Regions from separate parts of the Mus musculus genome. Here region 1 is linked to region 2. Evidence: chromatin loops called from intact Hi-C (ENCODE). Cell type or tissue: heart. All regions are shown on one strand.

Region 1 (8,000 bases), 50 kb after region 2:
TCCATCCAAGCAATGAGTCCAGGCCCTCCTTTCTCCTTCCTGCCCTGCAGGTCCCTCCAGGCTTTAGACTCTGTACACAGTGATCACCCACCGGAAGGGGTCCTGGCCAATGGTAATATGGGAAAAATGGACTACACAGCTTTCTTAGACTCTGACATCTACTCCACATGGTCCCTGAGTTCCCAGGAACCTGGGTGAACCCCATCCCTCTGGTCCTAGCCTTGCTGATGATTTGGAAGGAGGCTGTACCCCAGCTTCTCTCATCAACTACCCTGAGTGTGGTCAGTCCTACCTGGCCTTTCAGGGACATGGAGCAGGTATCATCCCCAAAGAATGTGGGAGGCCAAGCCCTGTTTTCTTCCACAGCACCTCCTGAGCTGGATTCTTGCTTCATGAGAAGGCACATAGTGCCTTCTGATCTCCAGGGACCTGGCTGAAAGTGGACCAATACCCTACACGTATAGTCTCCTTTGATTCTTCCAGAACCCTAAAGGCTGTCTTTGCCAAGTTCACTTTCTGGTGAACGAGGTGGTCCAAGGGAGGGGAGCAACTTGTTGAGGTCCTATGGTAGAGAGACCCTGTGGTTGATGGAGTTTGAGTGTTTGGCATCACTGTGTCCCTGTCACGGTGGGTACCTCCCAGCCTTCTCAGAGTCTTGTGAGTCCTTGCCCTGTAGTCTTGACCTGCTCCCTGCGGTGTGTCCTCACCCTGTTGGCCACTTGAGCTGAGAAGCTGGACAGGCTCAACCAGGATGTGACTCAGTGGGTACCAGAGCAAGGCACCTAATTGGCCTGTGCCCCAGGCACCTGTCTCTTCCCTGAGTCCGATAAGGTCAGAGCTGGTCTAGGGCGCCAGCTAGGTGTTGCTGCTTGCCCGGATCAAAGGGCCAGGGCTGAGAACAGCACCAGCTTATTTGTGGGCTCCAGGGGCTTTGGGGCTGGGAGGCATGTGAGGAGATAGAGGTTTTGGCTTGGGCTTGCCCTTTCTTTTACCCCCTGGGAAGGCGTCCATTGTCAGCATGCCCTTGTACTCTGCTGCTGTCTCAGCTCTACCTCAGTAGCAGCCACACAGTAGAACTCTAGCCATTGGGGGAGCTCCCACAACCCACGTTGAAAAGGGTAGCAGCTACACAAACAGTTCCTTGGCATGCCCTGGGCAGGGTGCTATTTATGCTTAGACCCTGCTGGCAAGCAGATCCTCACCCTCAGTGGGAGTAGAAAATGCTATTCAGTTACCTCTCAGATGCAGGGTCTAGCGTGGGAGGCTGGATAGAGGGCAGAGTGTGCACCTAGCTGTAACTGGTGGCAGGTAAGAAGGTCTTCCCCAAAGAGGGAACATTTCAGTGGGGCTTTTTTCATGCTTGGGAAAGGACATCTGGTCAGTTCATAGGTAGATATCAGAGCCCCGCCCCCACCCACCCACACCTTGCTCTCCAAGCTCAAGAAAATATGAAGAGAAAACCTGTTTAAATTACATAGCTGCACTTGAAAGCTAAAGCTAACAGGGAATTCCCAGGTGCCAGAAGCAAAGAGCTAAAGTCAAAAGCTGGTGTGGGAGATGGAGCTGAAGTCATGTTTCAGAGCTCGGAGGGCAGTTGTATCTGCTGGGCACTTGGCAGTGTTCATAATGACATTTTCACAAAATTTTCAAACACACGCAGCACAGGATATCAAAGCAGGCTTCCCCTGAATGCTGGTTCTATAGCTCCCTGTGCATTGCTGGTCATCTTCCAGGTTGGCGGCTTTTTACCCAAAGCTCAGACCGGTGCTAGCTTAGACTTTCAGGGTCACAAGACAGACTCAGTTTCCTGCCAGGACTCAGGCAAGCTCCCGGATCCCAAGCTTGTCCAGGCTGGCAGACAGTTCAGCTGGTAGAGGTCCCACTCCCAGCAGATGTTGCCTCTGACTTTTTGCAGAGAGCCTGGTGCCAGTCCCAGTGGCCTCCGGCCTCTTTTTTCCATAGAAGCCATCTGTTTCCAGGGACCCCAGTGAGAGCAAATCCAAATGGCTCTTTAGGGAAGCCTTCGTGATCCAAAACTGACATGGACACAGTGACGGCTCTCCCTGAAGACAAACTCACATTCGAAGTGAACAGTGCACAGCAGGACAGACTACATGAAGAATGTATGATGTAGTGGTAGAGTGCTTACCCCACAGGCACAAGGCCTTCCGGTCCATTCCCAGCACCAGGGGAAAAATACAGATGCCACAGGCAACTCACCTTTGTGAGAGCTGGCAGCTGGTCCTGGAAGCAGCCTGAAGAGCTATAGATAATAGGCTTGTTTTTTTTTTTTTTAAGAAGATTTTAAAAATAGATATAACTAGCCAGGCATGGTAGCTCACATCTGAAATCTCAAGCATTTAAGAAGGCTCTGAATTTTGGGCTAGCCTGGACTACAGATTGAATTCAAGGATAGCCTGAGCTAAAGTGAGACTCTGTCTCAAAAACATGAGTAAACTAGACCCAGTTTAAGAGAAAATAAATTAGAAGATGAGTCTGAAGGAGTCAGCGTCAATGCAACACTGAGAAGGGGCAGTGTGTTGTTGTTTGTGATATTACCTGGTCTTTGTGACCTGTGATTGGTCAGCTGTGACCTTCCCTATGGGGAGAATGGAGGAAGTGGAGGCAGAAGAATCAGGAAGACATTTTTGTGAAAGGCTTGAAGGCTCAAGTTCCTGGGCTTTTGTCTTAGATCGATCGATAGGGCAGCAGAGAAGGCTTGAGAGCAGGGCGTGACCATGTGGTTGTATGCATCAGTGTTCACACTGTTGCCCAGTGCAGGAACGGATGGCAGAGGAGGCTGGAGGCTACTCAGGGCTTGAGTTTGTGGGGCCACAGGAAATGCCAGGATGGGGTAGGGATGGAGGAAGAGCTGGCTCAGAGTGAAACCAGACAGTGTCTTCAGGCCTTGTTCTTCTCAACCTTGATGAGTCCAGGAACATGCTCTGCTTCACAGACCAAGGTTCCATGGGTACAACTAGGCAGCCCCACAGCCACCCTCCCAGGAGACCCCAAAAGCCACCTATGGCTGGAGACACCAGCACAGGCTTTCTGTCCAAAGCAGAGCATAGACAGAGCAATAGTGCTGTTCTTCCTGCCTGAGGGCTGAGTGTGGACAGACCCCAGATGCCACTAGTGGAGCTATGTATGTTTCGTGTCTTCCCCATCAGTTGGAGTGGCCTGGGTTGGACTTGGATGGCAGAGGCTACCCACGTCTGTCTGAGCATCCTCCCTGCCCACAGGATGTGGAGGGTGGTGTGTCTTCTCAAAATAGCAGCCAGCTGGAGTCTGAACTTGGGAAACAACCCTGGTTCAGCCAGACCAGGCAAGGGCAGGAGGTAGGCTTCATGGCCACAGTGGCTTCTTAGCACCTACCTTGCCGTCTCTTACTCTGATGCCAGTTTCTGGGGTCATGCAGGTCCCACGTGTAGTGAGAGGGACATCTCCTACCATGGATAGAGCCACAGAGTGACTGCATGCAGAGCCCCTGTGAGGCCTGCTCCTGCCTTCTAGATGTCTGCACACTGAGTCCTCTGTCAGCCACAGGAGGTAGATGTCACCTCAGGAATGTCATTCAACCTGTCATCTGTCTTATTTTTCTTTTGTGGCACTGGGGATAAAACCCAGGACCCTGAACTTGCTAGGTAAGTGCCCTGCCAGTGAGCTATGTCCTAAGCACTTTTCATTTTACTTTGAAGCCTGAAACCTGCTTGGTAGCTCAAACTTGCAATCCTCCTGCTTCAGTCTTTTGAGCTCTAGGATTACATGTGTGCATTATCCATGATAATATATATAAACAAACACACACACATACCATATACCCTCACCCAGGCTCCTTTCCATTTTCTGATGGCCTTGAGCCAACCCTATGAAGGAGAGTGAGGCTTGGTGCCTGAGCTCTAATGCTGAGCTGGGACTCCTCCCATCAACAGTAGCCTGGGTACCCTCCCCCCTCTGCCTGGCTACTTGCCCTACAGCTCCATTGTCCTAGACCTGTGGGCTCAGCAAGCGTGAGCTGAGTGAGGTCTTCCCCACACCCTGGCCACAGGATGTCCTCGTGTATGCGGGAACTGCCGGGAAATCCACTCTGCCTACACTGAGGTTGGGGGTGGGGCGGGGTAGCTAGTCTGGTCTGAAAGCTGTCCTCCCACAAAGAGGGAGGCTGGGGTGGACAGCACAGGAAGCTTCTAGCTGTTGCTGGTTTTTATTCCCAGCAGAACTGCCTACTGGCTCTGTAGGCCTCTCAGTGCCCATTGTTTCTGAGGGACATATAGTTCTCTGTCCTTTGCTTGGATTGTTCCTCCTGTACCTATCCTAGCAGCGTACAGGGACTGCCATTGGCCAGTGATACCCCTGAGGGCTAGGAAGAGCTGGAGGCTCCTCATCAGGCTGCAAAGGTGACCTGGCACATTCCTGACCCTGAATTCCTTTGTTCTTAAAGGAAGTCATAAGACTGGCAAGCTGGCTAAGTCATCTAGGATGAGTCTCTCTACTCGCTGGGGCCTCAGTGGCTCCAGCTGTAATGTGGGTACAGAAAAGTAGGGCTCAAGTTTTCTGATGGAATGGAGGAGCTTGGGAGCACGGCAGGCCTGACTGGCAGGTGGAAACACGTGCACTGCTGTTCTGGGAGCCTACCTAGCTGCAGTGATCCTACCCACTGCAGGAGCAAAAAGCCAGAGTGGGAGAGCCAGACGGCCCTGCTGAAAATGGTGCCATGTGGCCAAGGTCCAGGTGCCTGCCTCAGGTTCCTTCAGTCACTCAGTGAGGGCTTTTGAAAGCACTCCCTTCACAGGGGTGGGATGGGACATGCTAGGCCTCAGAATGTAAGCCCAGTCCTGGTCTCTAGGGACGTGTGTCCCCCTGTGGCCTTCTCACGCTGCAGCCTGACCCATCTCCTGCTGTTCCCAGTATAGCATGAATATTCTCTGACGTCAGGGGCGTCTGTGGGGACCATCCTCTTCCCAGTCTAGCATCAAGTGATATGATTTAAAGCGAGGGCTTCAGAGTCAGCTAAACTACAGTTTAATTTTGACTCAGACATACAGTTGCCCTGTGACATCACTTCTTTCAGCTGGGTCATCTTCTCTGTAAGATGAAGTTAGAGAGAGAATCGACAGAAATGATGAATGCATGTGCCAAGTGTGTGTCCAGGGCCTGGTCTGTCATAACTGATCCATCAGTGACAACTGCAGGCGTTATTAACAATAAGCATCGTGCTTCATTAACCATCGTACAATATGATTAGAAGACTTGAAATTTATATAATGTGTGTGTGAATGTGACAGTGTGCGCGTGCCTGTGACAGTGTGTGCGTGCCTCTGTGTGTGTGTGTGTGTGTGTGTCAGTGTGTGTGAGAGTATGTGTGTGTGCTTGTGTGTGTGTGTGTGAGAGAGAGAGTGTGTGTGCGTGTGTGTGTGAGAGTATGTGTGACTGTGTGTAAGAGATAGTGTGTGTGTGTGAGAGAATGTGTGTGAGAGAGTATGTGTGTGTGTGAGAGTATGTGTGTGTGAGTGTGTGAGAGAGTATGTGTGTGTGCATGTGTGTGTGAGTATGTATGTGAGAGAGTATGTGTGTGTGAGAGAGTATGTGTGTGTTCGTGTGTTGTGTGAGAGAGTATGTGTGCATGTGTGCATGTGTGTGACTGTGTATGAGAGATAATGTGTGTGTGTGAGAGTGTGTGTGCGTGTGTGTGAGAGTATGTGTGCATGTGTGCGTGTGTGTGACTGTGTGTGAGAGATAGTGTGAGGGGGAGCGAGAGAGTGGTGTGTGTGTGTGTGTGTGTGTGTGTGTGTGTGTGCATGTGTTGTCATCATGGTGAACTCCTAGGCACGTTTCATTACCCACTTTGACATTAGCAGGATTTGGTGACCCTTACTGATTCACAGGCTTTAAGTACATCAAGCTGTGCAATTCATGGTAGGACCTGCACTTTGGCTAGACAAGAGGCACTGCCTACTCAGATTGTCTCTGCCCACTCCCCACCCAGTTCAGACTGGCATACAGAAGGCAGTTGTTCCTCTTCCCCTCTAAACATGTGTAAGCCCTTTGAGACTAAGCTTTTCCTCGTCCACATCCTGATCTGATCTTGGGCAGGTCTTAGGAGGCAGAGCTGACAAGAAAGCATTCTTTCTGTAGATGTAAGGAAATAATACTGGCCCTGGCTAATGTAAACACGAGCCTTGTTGACCCAGCCTGCGCCTCGGAGGGCAGGGCATGAAGCACCTTCCCCCACACTGTCTCATCCAATACTCAAGCCACCAGAGCAGCAGCTATTTTTATCTTCATTTTACAGATGAGGAAGTTGGCGTGGGGAGCTGGCTTAGAGTGGCTCATGAGAGTCGATTGTTAAATTTTTAGGAATTGTGTGAGCCGATTGTTAGACACAGCCATTGTTAGAACTAAATCATAATAAACTTACAACTGAGTGATCTGTACTGAAAGAAGCTGATAAATTCTCAGAAGTCATCGCTTCCTAATTACTTTCTTACATCAAGACATTATCAGTGTGCTTAAGGTAAACTCCTTTTATCTGAATGGTGGAAACGCCTATGACTGAACAAGGTACTAAGCTCTGAGCTTCACATCTCTTAGGTGACTTGGCCTCAGCCGGGTAGAGTGTTTATACTGTGGAGATGCACAACCCCCAGGCATCGTGGGGCCCCTCCTCTGTCCCTTTTTAGAGAACCTGTTTCTACACATTTACCAGCACATCAATGAGGCTGACAATGACAGAGATGTGACCTGGCAAAGGAGCCTACCTAAGAAGGTGCAGAGCTGGGGTTGAACCCTATGGCGCAAGGACTGATTCTGCCCAAAGCTTAAGTCACAGACCTGAATTACCAGGTCCCCTCTCCTGTGTTTTCAAGTCTAGCGGAGAAAAGAACCCTTCATGCTACTCTGAGCAACCCACTTTGCCCTGCTCACGCCCTTCCTCTCGTCATTGCTCCTCCCCCTAAATACTGTCTCCCCAGAGGCTGCTAAACCACATACACATGAACCTAGCGTACAGAGGTCAGTGTTGTCTGGCCATCTGCCTACTGGCAGTGGGACTGCCTTCCATGAGACAGAGGGGACTCCCTGTCTGTGTAGTTGGCCTCTATTCTACCTGGATCTCTGTATCTCACCTAGAACACCAACCCCTCCCATCATCAACAGTGGCATTCTCTCCCAAGTCCCTGAACATTACTGTGCTCTTGTCCCAGCAGAGCCAAACCAGGTCATTAGTTCTTTGTTCAGCATCTCCTGCCTTCCCCGTGAGGATCCCACTCCATCTGGCCTCTTAGCCTTGTCTTCCACCCTTCCCCCTCCGTCACTTTGCTTCAGACACTCTGGCCTCTTTCACGCCCCGCAAACACACCAAGTGCACTCTAGCTCTCCTTTCCCCGGTACTTCTATGACTGTTTCCTTGTCTCCTGCAGGTCTTTGCTGAGTTGAAATGTCACCGTCTCTTCTATTTAATACTGTATGATCTGTCTTCTCTCTCATACATGTATTCTCAATAAAATTTTATGATAATGTCTATCATACTCTAAGGCAACACTGGACTCTGGCTGTACAGAGCAGCAGAGATGTTTGGCAGAGATGTTCGAACAGGAATGGCCAATGCATCAACCTCACCTCGGTCACAGAAATGGCTTGGTTTTTGCCAGATTCCACCCGAGGCTGCAGGATCGTCCCTGTGCGCTCAGCTCCTGAGCTTCAGTTTCTCCTGGCTTTCTGTTTCTGCGGAAAGCCTCATCTTCCTCATGCATCTATCAGCAGCTGCTTCTTGCCACTCCTTCCTCCAGGCTGTGGTCCTTCATACACGTATCTCTTCACATACATTTCATATATCTATACATCTCCTGTACCTGCTTAATATTCCTCATACAGCGTGTTAATTATTACTACTATTTTGTTATTTATGTGCCTTTCTTCCTTAGATCATTAAGTTCCGGGAAGGCAGGAATCTCCTGTTTATCTACCCATGAATCCCAAGCACCTAACGTATGTTAGTATGT
Region 2 (8,000 bases):
GACTGGGCTCTAGAATTTTGATTGATTATGGTTTTCTATAATGGTCTTTATCTTTTGTTTAGAGAAGTACTTCTCATTTTTTCTAGGATTTTTTATTTTTGTATTTAATCTAGATAAATCTAATTCTTGGTATATAAATGCCTATAGTATTTCCTTATAATCCTTTTGATTTCTGTGAGATTGCTATCAGTACCCTTTCACTCTTGATTTTGGTAAGCTGAGCATTCTTTCCTTTTTTCTGTGTCAGTTGAAAGGTTTGTTGACTTTGCTTCTTTTTTCCTTTCCTTTCCTTTAAAAAAATTGTTTTATGTGTGTATGTACATGGGCATGCATGCCAGTGTGTGTACTGATGTGTCCATGCACATAAGTGGATATATTTTAGTAAATGAGTTGTGTGTATGTATGTATGTATGTATAAATCTTTCATGTGTACAATGCTATACACATGTATATTCAGGTTGAATATGTATTGAACATACATATTGAGTTATGTTAATTTATATGCACCTTGTGTCCTTGTCTACCTGACTATGCCTGATGATTGCGTGGGGGGTATGTGTGCCTGGGTATATGGCCGAACATAGCTTTTTTTCTCACTTTAGTTGCTGTAACTACATTGCGTGGGAAGAAGGGGTTTTTGGCAGTACAGTGTGTCTGCTCCCAAATTGGTAGAGACCAAGTTTTCCTGTGTTCCATGGAAATGAAGTTTCCTGCACATATGAAGTCCAGTTTGGGGCTCTGTTCAGGCCCTGTGGCCCACCTGCAGGTGTGAGGGTTCCATCTCCTATCCTTAGGGCCTCTTGGCAAGGGAAGTGGACTTCCCGGCCGGTAATTAGGATCCAGACACATTCGCAGCAAGTCTTGGCTCACACCCCTTCCTTGGCCCTCTTCCCAGAGCTGCTGCCCTTCAGAGGAGAAGGGGTTTGTCCCTTAGAGGAGGTCTGAGCCTGATGCAGGGGCTCAACCATTGTTGACCTGTTGGCTGGAGGATGTGGCTGAATGTTGACAGTCCCACTTTGGGGGGACTTTGTGTTCAGGATGAAGTAACCAGAGTTTGGGCATGGCAAAGAGTGTTCACTGGGGAATCTGAAAGCCCAGGCTGCCATTTCTGCTTCCATATTTCCTGGTTGTATGATCTAGGGTAAGATACTGGCCTTGTGAACCTCAGTCCTCTCAGCAGTAAGATGGGAGGCTGCTTACCTGTAGTCTCACTGTGGAGGTAAATGAACTTTTGAGCCTGTTCTAGTTACTATGGTTGTGTAATGAAACTTGGCCACTCAAAACAACGAAAGCATTTGTTTTGCTCAGAGTTTTCAGTTAGGCAAGACTAGGTTGGAAGCAGAAGGGGTGACATCGTGTTTTCTATCTGAAGTCAAGTAGGCAAATGGGAAGGGCTGGATCCTGGAAGCCAAGCTGTCTGGCAGTTGATGAGAACTTAGCCGGAGTGCCTGCCCGTGTCTTCTCTGTGTAGCCTGGGCTCCCTTACAACACTGTGGTCGGATTCCAAGCATTAGCAGCTAGGGATAACTAGCTAGGGGAAGCTATCATGCCTCCTCTGACTGATCCTGGAAAGTTACTTTGAAAGTGTTGTATTCCCTTGAACTCTAACTTGTTGCTTAAAATAATAACAGGCTGGAGAAACAGAGAAAAACAGATTATTTTGATTTATGAGTATGTACATGTGAATATTTGTTTGGGTGCCTGAGAAGGTCAGAAGAGGGAGTCAATTTCCCTGAAGTTGTAGTTACAGGTATTTGGGAACTGTCCAGTGTGGGTTTGGAGAACTGAACTTGGGTCTTTTGAAAGCACAGCTGGTGTTCTTAACTGCTGAGTCATCTCTCCAGATCCCTAGAGTCTGTCTTTTGATGAGAGAGAGGATCAAGGACCTGAAAGAACATGTGATGACAAGATATCCTCATCTTTGGAAAATACAGTTGGTTGATGTGGCTTAGGTCTTCTTGTCCTCCATTCTCTGGGTGCCTCTGGGGTTTCACCTTGAAGGGAAGCATGTCTGTGCATACAGACAGGAGGCCCACTGGGTACCAGTCTCTGGCTCCACTCTGTTCTCACCGTCTCACCGGTAGGAAGTCTAGGGTTCAAGTTGTACCTGGAACCAAAGCTGGGGTTCCTGAACTGAGGGAATGCATTTTCTGATGTGTCTGAGATCTCAAGAGGTAGATCTGAGGCCAAGTCTTAGCCAGGAGGAGCAGCAAGGACCCCTGTCCCCATCAAATACATCCCAGTATGTCCTGTGTGACATATACCATTCTAAACATTGGGGGGGTGTTGTATTAAACAAAATAGCACACCATCTGCATGGAGTGAAATAAATGTATGTCAGAGGAAGATGCGTTCTGTGTGGATAACAGAAGAGAAAAAGACAAAGGATCAGGGCTCAAGGGGCCAGGGAATATAAGACTCTCTCTATGATGAATGCTTCAGTACTGACCAGAAGCAAGTGAAGGACAGAGCCACATGGTAGTGGGAAAGAGCAATCTGGAAGGAGAACAGCAGATGTTGAGACTCCAGGGAAGAGAAAGCGACTGGTGGGAATGAAGGAAATGTGCCTGGGATGGGGTGAGCCAAGACAGGGTGGAGGGAATGTGTTCCGAGCAATGGCAACAGGAAGTGGGGGATACAGATCGTGTAGGACCAGGAAGTGGGGGATACAGATCGTGTAGGACCTTGTGCCTACAATGTCTTTGGTTTCAGATGTGAACTGAGGACCAGTGAATGTGTCCTGCATACAAGCCAAGTGATCTAAGTGATGGTTTATAGTGGGGATCTCTTGCTGCCTAACAAATCACCCCCAAACTTAGTGGCTTGAAACAGTCTACTATAGTAATTATAATTATTGTTATTTTGAGGCAGGGTCTCGTGAGCCCAGACTGGCCTCTTTGCTGGCTAGTTTTATGTCAACTTGACATAAGCTAGAGTCATCTGAGAGGAGGGAATCTCAACTGAGAAAATGCCTCCATAAGATCAGGCAGTAGGCAAGCCTGCTTATAGAGTGATACAGGAGGAACCATCCCATTGTGGGTTGTGCCACCCCTGGGCTGGTGGTCGTGGATGCTATAAGAAAGTAGGCTGAGCAAGCCATGAGATACAGACTAGTAAGTAACACTCTTCCATGGCCGCTGCATCAGCTCCTGCCTCCAGGTTCCTGCCCTGTTAGAATTCCTGTCCTGACTTCCTTTGATGATGAAGTGATGTGGAAGTAGAAGTGAAATCTTTGTCCTCCCCCAGTTGCTTTTGGTCATAGTATTTCATCACAGCAACGGTGACCCTCACTGAGACAGCTTTGAACTCCCTTTGTAGCCAAGCATAACCTTGAATTTCTGATCCTCCTGTCTCCACCTCCTCTTCCCAGGACATGGAGTTACAGGTATACAACATCATACACAGTTTAAACAGTGCCAGGGATCAAACGTGGGGCTTTGTGCAGGCTAGCTGAGCACTCTGCCAACTGAGTCACATCCTTGGCCTTCAGTGATTTCTCATGGCCGGATGCTTTCTCTTCTGCTTTCTGTTTGTTTGTAACTGCACTGACCTGGGATGGGTGTAATGCCCACACTGACCAGTCTCCCGTGGCTCTTCTCTCTGGGACTCTGTATCCTTTGTTAGAGTAGATAAGCTTCTTTTTAGAACAATATCTAAGAGACCCAAGTGGAAGATGCAAAGCCTTTTAGTCCCCAGGAAGTACATCACTTCTGCCTTCTTCTGTTGTCTAAGGTATGTAGAACCCACCCAGGTTCACTGAGGAAGGGCACAGTGTAAAGGCATGAACATGATGTGGAAGGATTAACTGGGGGCATTTTGCAACTGCCAATCACACAGCTTAAGGAACTCTCTATGGGACTAGTGAGATGGCTCAGCAGGTAAAAGGGCCTGCTGCCAAGCCTGACACCCTGAGTTCGATCCCGGGGACCAACCTGGTAGAAGAAGAGAACTGATTTCTGCAAGCTGTCCTCTGGCTTTGTGGTCTGTACACATGTCTCTTGACCTCCTCTTTGCATGCACAAACACAAATATTAAATAGATAAGGGGAAAACTTGAAATAAAAAAGGCAGGGGAATTCTCTGACTTCTGTGTTGGAATGGAATGGGTGGTGCCAAAGTCAGGAAGAGGAAAATAATTAAGAGGTTTTTCCAATGACACAGGCCAACGAGGGCGGTGGCTTGAGTCAGGCTGGCTAGTGAGGAAGTGTGGAGAAGTGGTCAGGTTCTGGGTGTGTTATGGAAGTAGAGCAACAGGATTTCCTGACAGACTGGGTACAGAGCAAAAGAAAGAGAGGAGTTGAGAGTGTCTCTGTGGCTTGAGCGGCTGGAGTCAAGGAGTTGCTCTTTACTGAGGGGACGTCTGAGGGAGGGGAAGGGTGGCTGTTTTTAAAGTTCTGTGGGGTTCCAATTTAGGCATGTTAAATTTGGGATGTATATTAGTTGCTTTTTCTGTCACTCCAACAACAGCAACTTAAGGCAGGAAGGGTTTATTTTTGCTTCATGGTTTAAGGATGCACTCCCCGGGGCGGGGGCGGGGGCGGGGGGGCGGGGGGGTGGGTAGCAGTACCACGAGGCAGCTGGACATCCTGTGTCTCACTTCCTACCGCTGTGATAAAGACCATGGTCAAAAGTGACTTGGGGAAGAAAGGGTTAATTTCATCTTACAGTTGACAGCCCATCATGGAGGGACATCATGGCAGATACCTGGAGGCAGGAACTAAAGCAGTGGCTCAGGAGTGCTGCTTACCGAGGCTTGCTCCTGGGGCTTGTTAAGTTTGCTTTGTTATACAACTCAGGACCTTCACAGGGTAGCATCACCCCTGTGAGATGCACCCCCCCCCCCATCCCACAGTCATTTGGAAAATGCCCTACAGTCTGGCCTGTTGGCAGTCTGATGGAGGAATTTCCTCAGCTGAGGTTCCTCTTCCCCGATAGCTCTAGCTGGTGTCAAGTTGATGAAATAACTAGCCAGCCCACACTGCATTTGCAGTGAGGAAGCAGAGAGGCAAATGCTGGTGCTCTGCTCTCCCCCACCTCCTTCTCTTCCTCCTCCTCCTCCTCCTTCTTTTTAAACTAGGACAGGGTCGTACTGTGTACCCTTGGCTAGCCTAGAACTCACTATGTAGATCAAGCTGGCTTCAAAGTGATGGAGGTCTGCCTGCCTCTGCCCTCTGAGTTCTAGGTGTGGTGGGTGTGCCACCAATTGGCCTTCTCTTCTCTTTCTTTTCTCTTCCTCTTCCTTCCTTCCTTCCTTCCTTCCTTCCTTCCTTCCTTCCTTCCTTCCTTTCCTCCCTCCCTCCCTCCTTCTCTCCTTCCTTCCTCCCTCTCTCCCTCCTTCTCTCCCTCCTTCTCTCCTTCCTTCTCTCCTTCCTTCCTTCCTTCCTTCCTTCCTTCCTTCCTTCCTTCCTTCTTTCCTTCCTTCCTTCCTTCCTTCCTTCCTTCCTTCCTTCCTCCCTCCCTCCCTCCCTCCCTCCTCTCTCTCTCTCTCTCTTTCTCTCTCTCTCTCTCTTTCTTTCTTTCTTTCTTTCTTTCTTTCTTTCTTTCTTTCTTTCTTTCTTTCTTTCTTTCTTTCTTTCGTGTTTTGAGACAGGGTTCCTTGGCTGTCCTGGAACTCACTCTATAGACCAGGCTGGCCTCGAACTCAGAAGTCCGCCTGCCTTTGCCTCCCAAGTGCTAGAATTAAAGGCATGAGACACCACTGCCCAGCCCTCTTGCTTATTCAGTCCTGGACCCCTGCCCACAGGCTGGTGCTATTAACATTCAGGATGGATCTTCCCACCTCAGTTAGAGCTTTCTAGAAACATCCTCACAGGCATTGCTGGAGCTGTCTTCTAGGTGGTTCCAAATCCAGGCTAGGTGAACCATCCCAGGCTGTCTCTTGGGACATGCAGCTCAAGATGCCAAGAGGCAGCTTCTGTGTGCTAGCTTGGGCTTCAGAACGGAGGTTTAGGCTGATAACTCTGGGAGTTTATCTGGGAGTTTGATTGAAGTCACTGAAGTGATCATAGTTTGGGAAGAGAAATAACGTGGGGATAACCTTCCAGGCACTCACAGGCCAGAGGCTGCAGGTGCATGGCATTGCCATCATGAAGACAAGGTTGCAACCTACACTCTAGACTACTGTAGTGTATCAAATTATGTACATATATATGTATGTGTATATATATATATCATATTATATATTATATGTATTATTATATAATGTGTATGAGTATTTGATCTGTATGTATGTATATGCACCACATGCCTGCAGAGGCCAGACGAGAATGTTTGATTCCCTTGAACTGGAGTTATAGATGGTTGTTAGCTGTGTGGGTGCGGAATGCTGAACCCAGGTCTTCTGCAAGAGCAACCAGTGCTCTTCACTACTGAGTCAGCCTTCCAGCCCCAACTTCATATTTCACTTGGGGGGAAACTTAAAAGATGTAGTGGTTGCCAGGTAGGTCAGAGGCAGGCAGATTTTCGTGAGTTAGAGGCCAGTCTGCTCTTCATACTGAGTTCTAGAACTACAGTGAGATTCAATCTCAAAAGAGAAAGTAAATAAGTAAAATAAATCAGAAATCTCTGAGAAGTGATTGCTCTCAACACCCTGGTCTGTTTCCATCCACGTATGCCATTTCATTAGATGGCTGTCTTCCTATTTGTCTTTCTGTTCTAATTCTCAGGTTTATGTTCACTACAAATACTTGTGTTGTTGTTATTTTGAGACAGAGTCTCACTCTGTAGCCCAGGTTGGACCAGAACTCGGTTTGTAGCCCAGGCTGGTCTCAATTTCTTGCTTCAGACTCCCACATGCTGAGATTATAGGCACACAGTGAGCCATGGTGCACAGACACTGGGGTCGTGTGATTTTTTAAAATAACCTCTACAAATTATTATTATTTTATTTTATGTGTATAGCTGGTTTTTCTGTATGCATATCTGTGCACTATGTGTGTACCTGGTGGTCATGGAGGCCAGAAGTGTTAGATCCCTTGGAACTGGTGTTGCTGTGAGCCACCATGTGGGTGCTGGAAATAGAACCCAGGTCCCCTTGCAGAGCAGCCAGTGCTCTTAACCACCGAGCCATCTCTCCAGCAGGTTTTGTTTCTGGGAAGGCGGGTTGCATTCAGTTATCTATGATTTGTATGTGCATGTATGCATGTGCTTGTGTGTGCAGATGCTGTGATATACCTGTGGATGTTAGGAAACAATTTGCAGGATTCTGTTCTTGCTTTCCACTGCCTGAGTGAGGTATTGAACTCAGATTGTCAGCCCTGGGAGCAAGGGCCCTTGCCCAGTGAGCCATCTCACAGGCCCACTTTGTAATTTTTAGAACATATTTGTTTAGATATTAATTCACATGCCATATAACTCATATACTTAAAGTGTGTACCTCATGGTTTCCTATGTATTCAGAGCTGTGTGATCATTCACACATCAATTTTCCCTTTTGAGATAAGGGCTTACTATGTTGCTCAGACTGGCTTTGAACTCCTGAGCTCAAATGACTGTCCTGTCTCAGCCTCCTAGGTGTTAGGACACCAGGTGCCTGCAACTCTGCCCAGGCCCTGCACTGACTTTAGAGCCTTTACATCACCCCAGAGAGAGGCCTTGTACCCACTGGCAGTCACTCACTGTCTTAGTTACTTTTGTATTGCTGTGATAAGATACCAGGGCACACCTCTTCCAGCAAGGCCACACCTCCTAGTCCTTCCTAAAGAGTTCTGTCAACTGGGGACCTAGTATTCAAACACATGACTCTAAAGGAGCTATTCTCATTCAAACCACCACATTCTACTCCCTGACCCCTGAAGGAGGTGTGTTACCAGAAGAGGGCTTTGCGATTTCAAAAGCCCATGCTGTTCTCAGCTGTCATTGTGTCATGGTTGTTGTCTCAACATGTAAGTTCTCAGGTACGGCTTCAATGCCATACTTGCCTGCCTGCTGCCATGCTCCCCGCCAGGATTGTCATGGACTCCAACCTGGTGACACTGTAAGCCCCCAAATAAACTTTTTCTT

Evidence for each region. A loop is a pair of places that touch in the nucleus more often than their neighbours do. Peaks named below come from ENCODE experiments on the same cell type or tissue, not always from the same donor. Only the 100,000 strongest peaks of a DNase experiment are listed, where the experiment ranks them.
Region 1: a loop joins it to region 2, with 2.1 times the contacts of the local background. A loop is called at or near these places in 1 of 42 quality-filtered maps.

Annotation. Positions count from the first base shown.
Region 1 is chr11:72,465,451-72,473,450 of GRCm38, reverse strand. All of the region lies in intron 2 of Spns2 (spinster homolog 2), which reads left to right. Among named protein-coding and RNA genes, the nearest start is that of Gm40194, 12 kb to the right of the region's middle. In heart, no CTCF peak of the experiment used is centred here; DNase peaks (open chromatin) are centred at 4,040, 6,210 and 6,982; H3K4me3 peaks cover 292 bases; H3K27ac peaks cover 4,157 bases.
Region 2 is chr11:72,515,606-72,523,605 of GRCm38, reverse strand. All of the region lies in intron 8 of Spns3 (spinster homolog 3), which reads left to right. Among named protein-coding and RNA genes, the nearest start is that of Spns2, 30 kb to the right of the region's middle. In heart, no CTCF peak of the experiment used is centred here; DNase peaks (open chromatin) are centred at 795, 1,415 and 4,205.